3 separate regions of the Homo sapiens genome follow, and all the other regions are linked to region 1. The links are chromatin loops, found by intact Hi-C in ENCODE. Cell type or tissue: heart left ventricle. All regions are shown on one strand. Region 1 overlaps CREBBP (CREB binding lysine acetyltransferase). Region 2 overlaps CREBBP (CREB binding lysine acetyltransferase). Region 3 overlaps CREBBP (CREB binding lysine acetyltransferase).

Region 1 (2,500 bases):
TTTGAGCAAGGGCACACAAATCAAATTGGGCAAGGCTGTGTGAAAGGCATGGAAGTAAACAAAAGTGGCCCCTCTCTTTTTAAAGTTTTTTTTATTAAGTTCCTAGACAATATAGGCGGTGACTGTGGCTGTATTTAAAATACTGCCTTTAGGGTGTTTTCTGGTTCTAAATTTAGGAAGCAAGGCTATTTTTGAGCTCTGTCTCTAAAAGTTGAATTCCTTTTAAAACTTACCCTTAAGAAAGATTTGGATATTATCCCGTGTGACATTTTCCCCGGTGTTTCATTTCCATTAATCAAAAGACTGTTTAGTTGAACCATTGCTAAGAATAGTAAAATCTAATGGGGAAAATAATTCTACATGATTAAATCTGACTTTACTTTCCCATTTCTAGTTGTACTGTCTGCTATTGTTTGAAAATGTCTTAATTTGCCTTTCTAATATGCCTGTACTATATTGTATACAGTAGGTATATTTTCCAGTTGCACCTAATTCAACCTTTCGAATTTGCATAATCTGTGGTAAGGAGAAAAAGTAGTTGTGTAGTGGAGTTGTACAATTCTGTTGTAAAGCAAATCTTTTTATAATTCACAAGCTGCTTCTCCTCCCCCTAGTTTGGATTTTTCTTATTAAAACTGCACCACCTAAACATGTTTTAACTTTATGGTTAAAATAACCAGTGAAATAGAAAAATAAGTCACTGTTCTGTATGATAACATGTAGAGAAGGCTTGTACAACATTTAAATAAGGAGATTTGGGTATTTGATTACAAACTGAATGAGGACATTCAGGAGCTATAGAAATTTATCAGGTAATTAGGGTTTGCTTAGACAATTATAGACTCTACGAGTTTGACCCAGTTGCTTTGGATTAAAATATTTTGAGTATTTGTCACCTGATTAAAAGTAGAACCTTCTAACTGTGAGTCACAGTTGAAGGAAATGTCAGCTTTTTATACGGGGAGGCGGTCAGTGTGGTGCTGAGGAGGGAGCCCTGGCTCCTGCTCAGAGTAGACTGTGAGTCCCAGCTCCCAGCTCGGCAGCGCTGTGACTTGGGCTGGTGACATCACATTTGAGTTTTGCAGGGTGGGGTGTGTGTGTGTGTGTGTGTGTGTGTGTGTGTGTGAGTGAGAGAGAGAGAGAGAGAGAGATCTCTAAAAGGGGCTTTTTACCCTGCAGTATTCCATTTGTTTCTTTTCTTTCTCTTCTCTCTTCTTTCTTTCTTTTTTCTTTCTTTCTTTCTCTTTTCCTTCCTTCCTTCCTTCTTTTTTTCTCTTTCTTTCTTTTCCTTCCTTCCCCTTCCCCTTCCCCTCCCCTTCTTTACATTACTTTTCTTCTTTCCAATGGGGTCTTGCTTGCCCAAGCTGGTCTTGAACTCCCATCCTTCAGCAATCCTGCCTCGGCCTCCTGAGTAGCTGGAATTACAGGTGTGAGATGGAGCCACTGTGCCTGGCTCTACTTCTGCTTACTTTGATTATCTTGGTACATGGGGCTACTAGGGTGCCTGGCATATAGCAGGTTGAGGCAGCTGTTTTTATTGTTTAATTGTATGGGAAAATATTAGCCATCACCTACTTCTTGGGCCAGTGAGGACTAAGATGATGTAGCCTGACCCGGAATCAGGAGGCTTCTCACTGAATACATGGGAAGCTTCTGCCCCTGCCTGTTTGGCTTTCAGTGCCAGCTCTAGTGCAGTTTGGGAACCAGTTTGTAAGAAAACGAACTAAGATTCGAGAATCTTACAAAATGGGTAATCGTTTGACTCATTTTACTCCGTCTGTGTTTGCAGTTCAACTGTTTTTTATTGGAAAATTGAACTCTTAATTAAATGGAACTCTGTTTCTAGTTATTGCTTCAGAACAAGGGCTTGATTTAGATTAGGACTTAGAGAAAAGGGAAAAGTAAATGCAGAGAAATTATAAATATAGTATTTTATTGAAAACAGAGTTGGGAAGAAAATGGCCTTGGGATCACTGTCCAGTTTAGTCAGGTTGGTTGAAAGGAATACCAGTGAAACTCAATTGCCTCTCGGGCTCAGCTACACAGATCTTGAAAGGAACAGATTCAGCTCTGTGCTGTACTGTGTGACTTTTCTCCTCCTGCAGATTCTATAGTAGGAAATTCTTTTAATGGAGATTACTGTTTTTCTGTTCTCCTAGATTTGGTGTGATTTTTTTTTTTTATAAGTAAAAGTTACCCCGTGGTGGACAAAATTTTTCCCCGATTTGTGGATATCTTTACTTAAATCTGATTTACATATTCAGAACGTCACCTTTATTGAAAATAACAAAAAGACATAACATATTGATAGGTTTTCTGTGTCATTGTGGTTGTTCCTCTACTACTGTGGGAATCGGTTTTTGTTTGAAGAGCACACCTGCCCGTAGTTGAACTTCTGTTGAGAAGTCTCTGAGGGAATCATTTGAATGATGGCAAGAGAATCAAGTGTTTTGCTTTCACTGATGGCTTTCTCAGTCACTGAAACTTTAGGGGAGAACGG
Region 2 (2,500 bases), 97 kb after region 1:
AGTAATTGTTTTTCATTTTGTTTAAAAAAATTCTCAAGGAGTGGGGAAGCTTACATTATAGACTCCCTGGAAAGTCTTCCTGGTCTGCATCGGCACTCCGTTATTTGAGGGTACCATTTCTAGGTAGCCATTGAAGGTAGTGCTCCGTGAGTCATCCTTTGAGCCTTCTCATGACTACAGCAGCGCTAAGGCAGCACCTTCCAGAAATTCTCTAAAGGGTTCTGTCAGATTCTAGTGTTGGTCCTAAGACTAATTTGAACTGGTGCTTCTTTAGAACTCAGAGTTTACAGAGTATTATTGGAAATTGGAAGGAACTAGACACCGCAGTCTGGAGACACTTACTGGCTGTGAAGTGTCTTTCAGTGATGTGGTGTTCCTGTAAACTACAGGAGGCTAAGGTTGAGGACGGCTGACCCTTGGGCACTTCTTAATGCTTAAGGTGCTTGCAAAATTAAAAGAACATTTGGAGACTTAGCACAGATTCTAACAATGAATGTAAACCCAGCAAGGAGCTGGGAATCCTCGGATGATGGGCGTCAGCTGCTCCAGAGGCATTAGGTATGGGTGTGCACAGAAGCTTGCCCTGGTCTCTGGAAACATCTCTTCTGTAGCTTGTGAGGGTGCTGTCCTTTCAGGGCACCTCCTCACCCTCTTTGTTGCTATGACACTTTGGTACTGTGCCCTCTGGCTCAGCTCTACCACAGCCTCGTTTAATGTCTCACTTGTTCCTGTCTTACCCAACCTTATGCCTTCATGTCCTCGTCCTTCCCTGGTACCCCTCACCATGCCACCGTCACCACCCCCACATTGATGCCGTTTTCTCTGGATATGGAGAAGTCTGTTCCTTCATCATCTTCATTGATTAATTGGGTGATTTCTTTTCAGTTTTCTGTTGCCTGTGCGTTCCATCTTATTTTACTTAAGAGTTTATTTAGCAAGTTGTAATTCTGTTTTCCTGTGGGTGCTTTTCCTAATGAACCGTTGTGGGTACATTTACAGGGATGAATTCATTTAACCCCATGTCCTTGGGGAACGTCCAGTTGCCACAAGCACCCATGGGACCTCGTGCAGCCTCCCCAATGAACCACTCTGTCCAGATGAACAGCATGGGCTCAGTGCCAGGGGTAAGTGTTCTCTTTCGCTGTGCTGCAGATAGCCCTCCCTCTCACATGGAACATTATCTAAGCAGCAGAATTCATGTCACTTGAGAATCCTGTGGTTCTTGTTCCTTTGAATTTGGGTTATGCTTTATTTCTTTCATCTCTCATTTTAAAAAAATTATTACTACACAGAATTATTTGACTGTTAGTTATTTTATTGGAATAACAAATTCATAGGAATGTGTGGCTTTGTGAGAATGTGGGAGTTCCAAGGCTGGAGAAGGCAGCCTCAGATATGTGGCCAGCAGGGAATTGTCAGCATCTGTTGACTGAGAGCTCGCTGTTCCGAGGCTGCTTTCTAAACACTTTAGAGAACTCATAGGCATGTCTTAAACTTTAAATTATAGCCTGCTATTGATTTCTATTCAGAGGACATTTTGAAGCTGGCTCATTTGAGAGATTGCCTGAGAAAGTGTGTAAGGTGCCCAGGAGCGCGGGAGTTCTTAGCAAGTGGTGGTCTCTTCCCATGAGGAAGGGCAGGATGTGAGCCCTGTGCTTGCCATCCTCTGGGGTTGTGAAGCCTTGGATCATTCTGGCTCACCTTGAAAACTCTGGCCGTCAGCTTCCGAACTACAGCTCTGGTGGTGCTTGTTGTCTCGTAGATGGCCATTTCTCCTTCCCGAATGCCTCAGCCTCCGAACATGATGGGTGCACACACCAACAACATGATGGCCCAGGCGCCCGCTCAGAGCCAGTTTCTGCCACAGAACCAGTTCCCGTCATCCAGCGGGGCGATGAGTGTGGGCATGGGGCAGCCGCCAGCCCAAACAGGCGTGTCACAGGTACTGTGCCCCACTGGGACCGTGGCTCCCTAGGAAATAAAATTCTTGTGTTAAGTTTTGGTTTTTTTTTTCTGTCTTCCTTCGTGGAAATTAAAATTCCAGAATGCACATTTCATGTCTTTGTATCAGCTTCTCTTTGTTTTCTCCACCTTTGTCCTGTAGTCCTTAACTCGTTTGGAATTTCTCTTATCCTTTCTGGGTTAACTATATGCAAAAGTGGGAATGGATTTAGAATTTTTGGTTTGTATGCTTTTGTGTTTTGATCTTTGAGTTTTTGTTTTCTTATTTTTTGTTTGTGTATTTTAAATTCTAACTTTAACGTGACCCTGAGAGGCATTAGGATTTTAAAAAGCGAGTGAGAAGGACCCATGAATTCACTCTTGATGATTTGGCTTTTGTTTCTTTTGACCTGTCTCCACTGCCAGGTGAAATCAAGCTAACAGAATCATTTCAATAGTTCCCTTCTTGTTAAATGTTTTTAATTTCTCAATCTAGAGCTGAAGAAATTGATTTTCCATTTATTCCTTCCTTTTTTCCTCTTTTGTTAGTTGTAGTGCG
Region 3 (2,500 bases), 48 kb after region 1:
GTCACCACTGCACAGTACCTCCCTCCTGAAAGACTTTAACACACTTCATGTTCCTAGATGAGTGTGTGTGTGTGTGTGTGTGTGTGTGTGTGTGTGTTGCCACAGCCTTTTCAACTTCCAGTGTCCTAAAGATAAGAGCATCACTGCTGAAGAGAGCTAGGGGCGGGTGGCAACGTGATAGCTGCCTAGTGGTCTCCTTGCTGGGAAGGTCTGCTGCTCGATAGGAACTGTCTGACTAGAAGTGTGCCTTGCCATGGAAACTTGGGAACTAAATGCATTCAGGTCCATCCCTCATGCTCCAGTCTCTTGCTTGCTGCTCCCTGAAGCTCAGGCCAGATAGATCAGGATGAAGGGGCATCCCTTGCTGCCTAAACTTTGAACCAGAGTTCAAACAGCAGGGATCATTGTACCTTTGTGGTACCAAGAGCCAAACGTGGGATGTCTGAGGAGAAAAAGCAGAAGCTGTTAGAGCCACGCCTGGCTTTTTGTGTCCTGAGTAGGTGTCGACCTTGTTTGTTTCTATTTTCTTTCCTCCCGCCCTCCCTGCAGAGAGTGGTGGGCCTGTGCTGAGGCTCCTTGAAATGTCTTCTAGCCACAGGTATAAGGCATTCGAGCAAAGCTTGACAGGTTACGCGGCCACGTTGTGACCAGGGCAAATTTGATTTCAGTTACCACTCAGCGGCAATCTCTGTCACCAACAGTTTGATCTACCTAGTTTTATTCAGTGTTTAATGACAGTTTAATGTTTTAAGTAGAGTTGTGCAGCCTAACAGGGTCGTCTTGCCATTTTGGGCACTCAGAATGTTTGAGTAGAGAACGACTTTAAGAAACAACTTTTCCTCCTTAAAATAATGCTTTGTATAGAGAATATGAGTCATAATAGAAAGTATTAAGAAAGAACATTTGCTTACAAGCCATCCAGAGAAATCACTATGAAATATTTTGGTGTTCTGTCCTCCTTGCTGTGTATAGGTGTGTGTTTTATGGGGATTATACATTTGTGTCCTTTTTTTCTTTTTAATTTTGTAACTTAGAAGGAACGTTTTCTCTGTCAGTAATCAGAGTCACCTTTGTGGTACCAGCGGTTCCTTATGTTGACCTCACCCCTCTCCCTTTTCTAGGCGCTTCCTGTGTATTCTCTCGAAACAAGGCACAGAGACTGCAGCGGACTGAGCCAGCTCCTGGCTCCCTCAGCACCCTTCCCTGTTTTGTCTCCTCGCTGACATCACCAGTCAGGAGGGACGACTGTATTTAAGAGCACTTTACTTTGCTAATTATGTTTTTGTTAGGACTCTGTACACCTCAGCTTTTGTTAAGAGGTAGAGCCACATATTTTTGATAACAATATATCTTTGAGTGTGCTTTACACTTTTAGATTTATGGCATTTAATAAGCTGGGCAAGATCTTCTTTGGCTGCTGCAGTCCTCCTCTTGCCACTGAGGTCCAGGAGATTCGCCATGAGGAGATGACACAGAACCCTCAGGCAGCCTCACGTCACCTCCCAGGGCTCATCCCACGAGCTGTTCTTCCTGCTCCCACAGTAGAGCTGACGGCCTGCCCAGTTCAAGAATTAGTTCTGTTTTCCTGCCCCAAAGTAGAGGAGGAACACAGTCCTCTGAAATGTCATCTTTCTTTCTCCTTTAAATTTTACTAGAAATAGTCAGTGGCTGTCTGTCTTAAAGCCTTGTGAGTTCTGTCCGATCTTTATTTCTCCTTTTCTCTGAACCGTTGCGTTACCTATACACATTCACGCCTTCCTTTATTGCCGCCTCCTTTACTGTGCGTTCTTGACGTCCCTTTTTATGAGTGAGTGGAGTGTAGATCCGTGGAAAAAGGTGCTTCTCTGCCTTGCATGAGCGCTCTATGTGGAAGGTCTGGGGAAAACATCGGGTGGCTTTGTCAGGTGACTTATTGAGGCCCTCTGTCCCGCTGGGCCATAGTTGGATTGCAGTGTAAATTAATTTCGTCTTTACAAAGATTCACTCTTTTGTGTGTGTGTGTGACAGAGTCTTGCTGTGTTACCCAGGCTGGAGTGCAGTGGTGCAATCTTGGCTCACTGCAACCTCCTACTCCCAGGGTTCAAGTGATTCTCCTGCCTAAGCCTCTCCTTAAGCGATTCTCCTGCCTAAACCTGTAGCTGGGGCTACAGGTGTGTGCCACCATGCCTGGCTAATTTTTGTATTTTTAGTAGAGACAGGGTTTCACCATATTGGCCAGGCGGGTCTCCAACTCCTGACCTCAGGTGATCCACCCGCCTTGGCCTTTCAAAGTGCTGGGATTACAGGCGTGAGCCACCACGCCCAGCCAAGATTCAGTCTTTATAGAATAAAATTTTTCTCACATTTTTTATCACCTTTTCTTCTTTTTTCCTCTTTTTCCATTGCCCGTGTGAAGTTGGCTTGGATTGGCATGAAAGGGGCACTTAATCCTGAAGAGAGTCTACTCTTCTACCTAAAAAAAAATATTAGGACTTAAAAGAATTAGGAGAAACAGTGCCTT

Evidence for each region. Hi-C counts contacts between places; a loop is a spot of excess contacts. Peaks named below come from ENCODE experiments on the same cell type or tissue, not always from the same donor. Only the 100,000 strongest peaks of a DNase experiment are listed, where the experiment ranks them.
Region 2: a loop joins it to region 1, with 2.9 times the contacts of the local background. A loop is called at or near these places in 60 of 110 quality-filtered maps.
Region 3: a loop joins it to region 1, with 2.1 times the contacts of the local background. A loop is called at or near these places in 18 of 110 quality-filtered maps.

The regions. Positions count from the first base shown.
Region 1 is chr16:3,869,826-3,872,325 of GRCh38, reverse strand. The region is part of intron 1 of CREBBP (CREB binding lysine acetyltransferase); the gene reads left to right. Among named protein-coding and RNA genes, the nearest start is that of CREBBP, 9.6 kb to the left of the region's middle. RefSeq lists an enhancer at 1-287 and a silencer at 824-1,118. In heart left ventricle, no CTCF peak of the experiment used is centred here; a DNase peak (open chromatin) is centred at 1,015.
Region 2 is chr16:3,773,193-3,775,692 of GRCh38, reverse strand. CREBBP (CREB binding lysine acetyltransferase) reads left to right here. Exons shown (of 31, transcript NM_004380.3): 12 at 1,000-1,124; 13 at 1,763-1,942. Among named protein-coding and RNA genes, the nearest start is that of TRAP1, 57 kb to the right of the region's middle. In heart left ventricle, no CTCF peak of the experiment used is centred here; DNase peaks (open chromatin) are centred at 1,092 and 1,845; H3K27ac peaks cover 1,322 bases.
Region 3 is chr16:3,821,555-3,824,054 of GRCh38, reverse strand. The region is part of intron 2 of CREBBP (CREB binding lysine acetyltransferase); the gene reads left to right. Among named protein-coding and RNA genes, the nearest start is that of CREBBP, 58 kb to the left of the region's middle. RefSeq lists enhancers at 982-1,481, 1,482-1,983. In heart left ventricle, no CTCF peak of the experiment used is centred here; no DNase peak of the experiment used is centred here.